Linked DNA regions of Homo sapiens: regions 2 and 3 are each linked to region 1. The links are chromatin loops, found by intact Hi-C in ENCODE. Cell type or tissue: natural killer cell. All regions are shown on one strand. Region 1 overlaps TKFC (triokinase and FMN cyclase). Region 2 holds the start of TMEM216 (transmembrane protein 216). Region 3 overlaps SDHAF2 (succinate dehydrogenase complex assembly factor 2).

Region 1 (2,500 bases):
AAGCCTTGAACATATCTGGATTCAAATTTCAGCCTGCCACTGACCAGCTGCATGACCTTTTACAGACCTCTCTGCGCCTCTTTTTCTTCATCTGCATTATAAGGCAAATTAAGGCCTACCTCCAGTGGTTGTGTGGTGTTGATCAAGCAGAGTCCTGGAGGCCTCACTTGACTTCCTTTCCTTTTCCATCCTTTCAGGCCACTGAAACCAGGGATAGCACTGGTCCCTAAACCCTCTTCTGGCTCTGTAAAAGACAGATTATCATGATGGGGAGCAGGCCACTTTCTTGGAGGGTAGTGCTGCTGGAGGCTGGGCTTGGAGTGAGGCCAACTCACAACTTCATTGTGTGTTCCAGTCCCTGGTAGGCTCTGAGAGCCACAAACCCATGTCCTTTCTAGGGCAACCTCTGTCACCCTCCACTTCCCTCCAGCCCCTCGAGAAAGCAGCATGATATGGCCAAAAGGGAACCAGCTTTGGAGCCAGGCAGACCTGGACACCTGCTGGCTGTGTGACCTTGGGCAAAATAGTTTAACTGTGCCTCAGTTTCCTCACTGGGCTCATCTTTCCTCCATAGGGCTGTTGGGAAGTTTTGTTTTGTTTTAGTTTGGGTTTTTTTTTTTGAGACGGAGTTTTGCTCTTTTTGCCCAGGCTGGAGTGCAATGGCGCAATCTCGGCTCACCACAACCTCCGCCTCCCAGGTTCAAGCAATTCTCCTGCCTCAGCCTCCCGAGTAGCTGGAATTACAGGCATGTGCCACCACGCCCAGCTAATTTTGTATTTTTAGTAGAAATGGGGTTTCTCCATGTTGATCAGGCTAGTCTCGAACTCCCAACCTCAGGTGATCCACCCGCCTTGGCCTCCCAAAGTTCTGGGATTATAGGCATGAGCTACCACACCCGGCCTGTTGGGAAGATTAAATGAGACATGCTCAAAAACACTTAGAACTGGGCCTGGCTCTTAGTCACTGCTCAGCAAATGGAACCAATCTTATTGTTCTTCTTGCTCCCTACAGACCTAGGCTACTCTGAAGCAGGTGGCTTAGCCCTGGCCCTGGCTGGATGCAGGACAGGTTGGCAGGGAGGCAGCAGAGCCAAATTTTGTACAAAGGAGCTGGTGCTAGCAAGCTCAGGAAGAAGCCACAGCCGGAAGTTCACCTTGCCAGGACCTGGCTCAGCTGCAGGTTCCCACCGGGCCACCAGGTGGCGGTGGGAGCCCAGCCCTCTGAGTCCACGTTGGGCCCCAGTCTCACTCTGTCTTCAGGACAAAGCCAGGGGCTGCAGCCCTTGTTCAGCAGACTCTGGCTTTTCACAGCCTGTTTGAAAAAGGGAGTAGCTTCATTTGATTGAGTTTCCACTATATCATGGGCATATACTCTGTTCTAGTAAATCCCTATTTTACAGAGGAAGAATTTTAGCTCCCGACAATGATGTATCTTCCCTGAGTTCCTGCAGCTAATGAGAGGCAGAAGTGGGATTTGAACCCAAGTCCCTGTAACAGCAGAGCTCAAGCCACACTCCATTCTGGCCCCCACGCTACTCACTTCTGTCTGCACCCTGTATCCACTCAGCCAAGCCTGGCGGCACTGCTCTGTAACCCTCCACCAGCCTGTCCACAACCCCTCCTGAGGCTGCCTGTGGCCAGTCCTCTCCTCCCCACCCCTTCCTGCTGGTCACCCGTGCTTCCTGGCACCACCACACTATTCACTCATCCAGGCCTTGGCTTATGCTCCCCCTCTGGCTGGAAGAGCCTCCCTTTTCCCTCCTCCCATGTCTCCTGCCCCCTTTTTCCCTACCCCGGTCCTGCTTATCCTTCCCAGAGACCTCCAGGCCCCTCGGGAGGCTGCGGCCCCTCCTCTATGCTCCCATGGTGCACGTGCGCTCCTCGTGTAGCAGTGCCCACTACACATGGCTGTGACCTCTGCTGTGTTTCCACTGAGGGCAGGAACAGCATTGTTATCTCTTTTTTTATTTCCGAGATGGAGTCTCACTCTGTCACCTAGGCTGGAGTGCAGTGGCACGATGACAGCTTACTGCAGCCATGACCTCCCAGGTTCAAGTGATCCTCCCACCTCAGCCTTCCGACTAGTGGGACTCCAGGCATGCACCACCATGCCTGGATCATTTTTCATATTTTTTGTAGAGATGGAGTCTCATCATGTTGCCCAGGCCGGTCTCAAAGTCTTGGACTCAGGCGATCTGCCTGCCTCAGCCTCCCAAAGTGCTGGGATTACAGGCATGAGCCACTGCACCTGAGCTGTTATCTCTACACATAGTGTCTAGTGCTGGGCCTGGCATACCAAGAGGCTGGGGAAATGTTTGCCCCGCGTTGGAGCACCAGGGAGCAGCGGTGGCTGTGGAACCTGCTCAGCTCCTCCCCCAGCATAGGAGCCTCAGCCTGAGGCTTTTCTTCCTTTTGACAGAAGAAGGTGTTGGGCCCCAGTTTTATTAAAATATTTTACACTGCAGGCAACCACTCCCCCATTTTCTTTGTATTGCAGCCA
Region 2 (2,500 bases), 56 kb after region 1:
CTGTAATCCCCGCTACTTGGGAGGCTGAGACTGGAGAATCGCTTGAACCCAGGAGGCGGAGGTTGCAGTGACCAGAGATAGCGCCATTGCACTCCAGCCTGGGTTACAAGAGCAAAACTCCGTCTCAAAAATAAAATGAAATAAATAAAATAAAGCTTAGTCACCTTCCTCAGGCTACCTGGTTGGAGCGTGCCATCTGTTTCCTGCTTTACCCTGATTGACAACGGGCTAACAGCCAAGTCAAGTCAACCTGAGTCCTCTCAAAACCCTTCTTTTTGCACTCCCCTGCCTGCAGCAACACAGTTTTCTGTTTTTTTTTTTTTTTGAGACAGAGTCTCACTGTCGCCCAGGCTGGAGTGCGGTGGCGCGATCTCAGCTCACTGCAACCTCCGCCTCCCGGGTTCGAGCGATTCTCCTACCTCAGCCTCCCAAGTAGCTGTAACTACTGGCGCGCGCCAGTACGCCCGGCTAATTTTTGTATTTTTAGTAGAGACGGGGTTTCGCCATGTTGGCCAGGCTGATTTCGAACTCCTGACCTCAGGTGATCCATCACCTCGGCCTCCCAAAGTGCTGGGATTACAGGCGTGAGCCACTAAGCCCGGCCAGCAACACGCTTTTACCGCTGCAAATCCGGATCAGGCAGGCTTTGAAGCCCAGCTCACAGGCCGTCTCTTGGAAACTAACTTAGATTTCCACCTGGGAGCACTTTGTCCTCTCAGCTCCCACTGCACCACTTTATGGATCGCGTGGTGACTCGTTTCATTTTATTTATGTGTGTTCCTGGAAAGGACGCTCTATTTCCTTCGTGTCTCTACCTGGTAGGTAAATCGGCCGCAGAAAAGACCAATGCTAACTCCACCCTGCATTTGCAGAGATCCGTCGCTCACACCTTTTCTTGTCTTCCGTTGAAAAAAGAGAATCGTGGGAGTAGGACCTATTTGCCAATCTCCTGGTAACACTATCACAACTGGCCACTTCCGCCCAACGCCCGGTAGTCTGAGAGCCTCCAAGGTCCTCCCCCGCACCCCTGAGGTCCTGCAGACGACGGCGTCGTGGGTGGTCACCGTTATCCCTTAGGTCTGGAGAGGGGACATCCGAGCGAGGGCCACTTGCGGCCAGGCCCGAGCTCGTCCAGCTCCGGGTGACCACAGAGTGCCGCGGGCGGGCAGAGGGGCCGGAAACCCAGGCCGCTTCGTCCCTGTTTCCGGCAGCGCCGCGCTGCTCCGGGAGCCGCTGTGGCAGCGTATGCTGCCACGGGGACTGAAGATGGCGCCGCGAGGTGAGATTCCGGAGGTGTGTGAGTCGCTGGTCCCTTTCCCTTCGGTCGCTCCCTCCCACCTCTGTCCCAGAGCTTGACCTAAACCCTCCATTCTCTAGCGTTAGGGACGTCGCGCCTCCCTGGTCCAAAGCCGGCTTCCGCGGTCCCGCCCACCCTGGGTGCCTGAAGGTCTCAAGGTGCACAGCTCAAATAAACGCAGATCCTTGGCTGGGCCACTTCTAGGCTGGCTCAGGTGCGAATCTGTTGGTCTCTGCGCCCCAACTTCCCCTCCCAAATAGTGACAGAGTGAGATCTTTGAGATGTCTGTCAGCTGCGAGTTACCTCTTGACTTTTATTCCTGAAGCCGAAGAGTCGAGTTTCACGGTGATTCCTAGGAAAGGAGGGAAGCCCCCTCCACTCCCACCCCCGTACCCTCGCCCCCTCATTATCAGCAACCAGAAGTGCCCCTGAGTGGCCGGTCCCATTAGTTGCAGCGTCTAGTTTCCCCAAAGTTAGACACCAACCCATACGAGCAGAGAGGGAGCTGCCTTCCGGCCCATCCCACTTCTCTGTGCTCCTTTTTCAGGTAAACGGTTGTCCTCCACCCCGCTGGAAATCCTGTTCTTTCTGAACGGGTGGTATAATGCTACCTATTTCCTGCTGGAACTTTTCATATTTCTGTATAAAGGTAAGGAAGGCTTGGGGCTTGACGACAGCATCCCTTCCCCACTTCAGCTCAGAGCCAATTCCTACCAAGAACCTTCTTATTTTCCGTTCTTTTCTGCCCCCTGCAGTTCTTTGTCGCTGCAAGGCAGGCCTCCTCATCAGATGGCTTCTTTGAGTATGATTCCATAGGCAGCCCCTCAGCAAGAATTTCTTGAGTTTGAGAAATGTGGGCTTCTCCATTCTGACTCTGCCCACATCACTGCTCTTTGCTGAGCTCCACTGTAAGCCCACTGGTGACCCTTAGAAACTATTCAGTGGCCTGTGTACCCATGTACATCCAATCATTTTGGAGAGTGGAGTCCCCAGAGACTTTTGGAGTTAGGAGTAAAACACCATAATAATGAGCCTGAGTCGCATTGTGAGTTTATGTATCCTGCTGCTGTAATAATGCCCACATCTCACTAACTAGTTCATGGAAAGCTGAGACTGATGTCCTCTTTTTTCCCAAGTGTGTGGCAGTTCTTGTGGGTGCTGTTATATGCTGTTTGCAAACTCTGGCTTTTGTATTGGCAGGTG
Region 3 (2,500 bases), 99 kb after region 1:
GTTAATTGAGATCTGTTAGGCTTGAATCTGGATGTCCACTTCTTTCCCCAACTTTGGGGGTTTTTAGCCATTATGTCTTTTTTTTTGAGATGGAGTCTCACTCTATCACTGAGACGAGTGCGATGGCACAATCTCAGCTCACTGCAACCTCTGCCTCCTGGGTTCAAGCAATTCTCCTGCCTCAGACTCCCCAGTAGCTGGGATTACAGGCACGCGCCACCATGCTTGGCTACTTTTTGTACTTTTAGTAGAGACGGTTTCGCCATGTTGGCCAGGCTGGTCTTGAACTCCTTACCTCAGGTGATCCGTTCACCTCAGCCTCCCAAAGTGCTGGGATTACAGGCATTAGCCACTGAGACCAGCCAATTATGTCTTCTAATAAGCTTTCTGCCCCTGTCTTTCTCTTATACGACTCTCATAATGTGTATATTGATCTCCTTGATGGAGTCCCTAAGGCTTTCTTCACTCCTTCTCATTCCTTTTTTTTTTTTTTTTTTTAGAAAAAACCCTGACTAATTTCAAATGACCAGTCTTTGAGTTTGCTGACTCTTTCTGCTGCTTGATCAGGTCTACTATTGATTTTCTCTAGTGAATTTTTTAATTTATTTTAATTTTTTAATTTTTTTTTTTTTTTTGAGACGGAGTCTCGCTCTGTTGCCCAGGCTGGAGTGCAGTGGCACGATCTCAGCTCACTGCAAGCTCCGCCACCTGGGTTCACGCCATTCTTCTGCCTCAGGCCTCCCAGGTAGCTGGGACTACAGGCGCCCGCCACTATGCCCGGCTAATGTTTTGTATTTTTAGTAGAGACGGGGTTTCACCATTGTTAGCCAGGGTGGTCTTGATCTCCTGACCTCTTGATCCACTCGCCTTGGCCTCCCAAAGTGCTGGGATTACAGGCATGAGCCACCACGCCGGGCCTAATTTTTTAATTTTTATGTATTTTTATTTTTTAGAGACGGGGTCTCACTGTGTTGCCCAGGCTGGTTCTCGAACTCCTGAGCTCAAGCGATCCTCCAGCCTCAGCCTCCCAAAGTGCTAAGATTATAGACATGAGCCACCGTGCCTGGCCTCCTCTAGTGAATTTTTCAATTCAGTTACTGTATTCTTCAGCTCCAAAATTTTCATTTGGTTATTTTTTAATGTTTTCTGTCTTTTTTTTGGTTTTCTCATTTTGTTCAAGCTCAATGTTCAAGTTCTCAATGTTCCAAAGCTCATTGAACATCTTTATTATGGCTAGTTTGAATTCTTTATAGGTGATTCATATACTTCTGTTTCTTTAAGGTTAGTTTCTGGAGATGTATTTCGTTCCTTTAATAGGACCATGTTTTCCTCTTTATTCATGTGCTTGGTAACTTGTACTGGTGATTTCTACATTTGAAAAATCATCTGTCTCTCCTGGTCTTTGTACTGGTGATTGGCCTTCACTAGTCAGCATGGATAGAGATTCCAAGGGCCTCTCAATCCTTTACTGAGGATGTGTCTTTTCTGGACTTGCGGATGTAAATTCCCATTTAGAGGGATTTGCCGGTTTCCTTTTTCAGGAGCCCATAATCTCTTGCTCCCTCTAGTGTCTGCGTATGATACTGCAGTTTCTCTGGAGCTGCTACAAGTCTCCCAGCTGTCGGTGGCCTCCAGACTTTTAGAGTATGCCATGTCCCATCAGTGCCCCAAGCTGGGCAAGACAGAAACCAGTCCCTCTGGTAGCTTCCCCAAAGGACAGAATGTTACGACTGGGTGTGGTGGCTCACGCCTGTAATCCCAGCACTTTGGGAGGCCAAGGTAGGCAGATCACCTGAGGTCGGGAGTTCGAGACCAGCCTGACCAACATAGAGAAACCCTGTCTCTACTAAAAATACAAAATCAGACGGGCGTGGTGGGGCATGCCTGTAATCCCAGCTACTCGGGAGGCTGAAGCAGGAGAATTGCTTGATCCTGGGAGGCGGAGGTTGTGGTGAGCCGAGATCGCGCCATTGCACTCTAGCCTGGGCAACAAGAGCGAAACTCCGTCTCAAAAAAAAAAAAAGTCAGAATATTAGATGCACACTCCACTCCCCTCAACCCTGGGAGAGGCCACTGGGCTGTATTGGCCTTTCTCTGCAGTTTCAGGGATCCTCTGGATCAGCAGCAGGCCACCCAGGCATTTAGAGTGTGCTAGATCCTTTCAAGTGCTTAGAGACAGAAACCAGTCCCCCAGAGAGCCCCAAAAAGCTAGAATGTTGGATGCATACTGCACCTGTTTCCCTCCCTAGGGAGAAGCTGGGAGGTGGGAGTTTTCTCCTGCTTGTTCTGCACTGAGCCAAGGATGAGTGATGAGGGAGTGAGTGCTTGCCAGTCTAAACTGTCACCTTTGTTCTCCATGGTTCTTTGTTCTCCCTCAACCTGCTGCCCTTTTCTGTTAGCACTTAGATTCAAACAAAACAGAAACCTGATCCCCCCAAAAGTCCGAACATTATACATACTTTTCAGTCTTCTCTTTCTGTCTCAGGTAGAAGCTAGGAGC

The links. Hi-C counts contacts between places; a loop is a spot of excess contacts. Peaks named below come from ENCODE experiments on the same cell type or tissue, not always from the same donor. Only the 100,000 strongest peaks of a DNase experiment are listed, where the experiment ranks them.
Region 2: it touches region 1 in a loop (5-fold over the local background); 105 of 110 quality-filtered maps call a loop at or near these places.
Region 3: it touches region 1 in a loop (5-fold over the local background); 26 of 110 quality-filtered maps call a loop at or near these places.

The regions. Positions count from the first base shown.
Region 1 is chr11:61,335,192-61,337,691 of GRCh38, forward strand. All of the region lies in intron 2 of TKFC (triokinase and FMN cyclase), which reads left to right. Among named protein-coding and RNA genes, the nearest start is that of TKFC, 3.2 kb to the left of the region's middle. In natural killer cell, a CTCF peak has its summit at 1,199 (motif pointing right); a DNase peak (open chromatin) is centred at 1,190; H3K27ac peaks cover 363 bases.
Region 2 is chr11:61,391,387-61,393,886 of GRCh38, forward strand. TMEM216 (transmembrane protein 216) reads left to right here and starts at 1,201. Exons shown (of 5, transcript NM_001173990.3): 1 at 1,201-1,279; 2 at 1,845-1,946; 3 at 2,498-2,500. The coding sequence starts at 1,246. RefSeq lists an enhancer at 966-1,927. In natural killer cell, no CTCF peak of the experiment used is centred here; DNase peaks (open chromatin) are centred at 925, 1,255 and 2,035; H3K4me3 peaks cover 1,589 bases; H3K27ac peaks cover 1,981 bases.
Region 3 is chr11:61,434,113-61,436,612 of GRCh38, forward strand. The region is part of intron 1 of SDHAF2 (succinate dehydrogenase complex assembly factor 2); the gene reads left to right. Among named protein-coding and RNA genes, the nearest start is that of SDHAF2, 5.2 kb to the left of the region's middle. In natural killer cell, CTCF peaks have their summits at 1,544 (motif pointing left) and 1,749; a DNase peak (open chromatin) is centred at 1,559.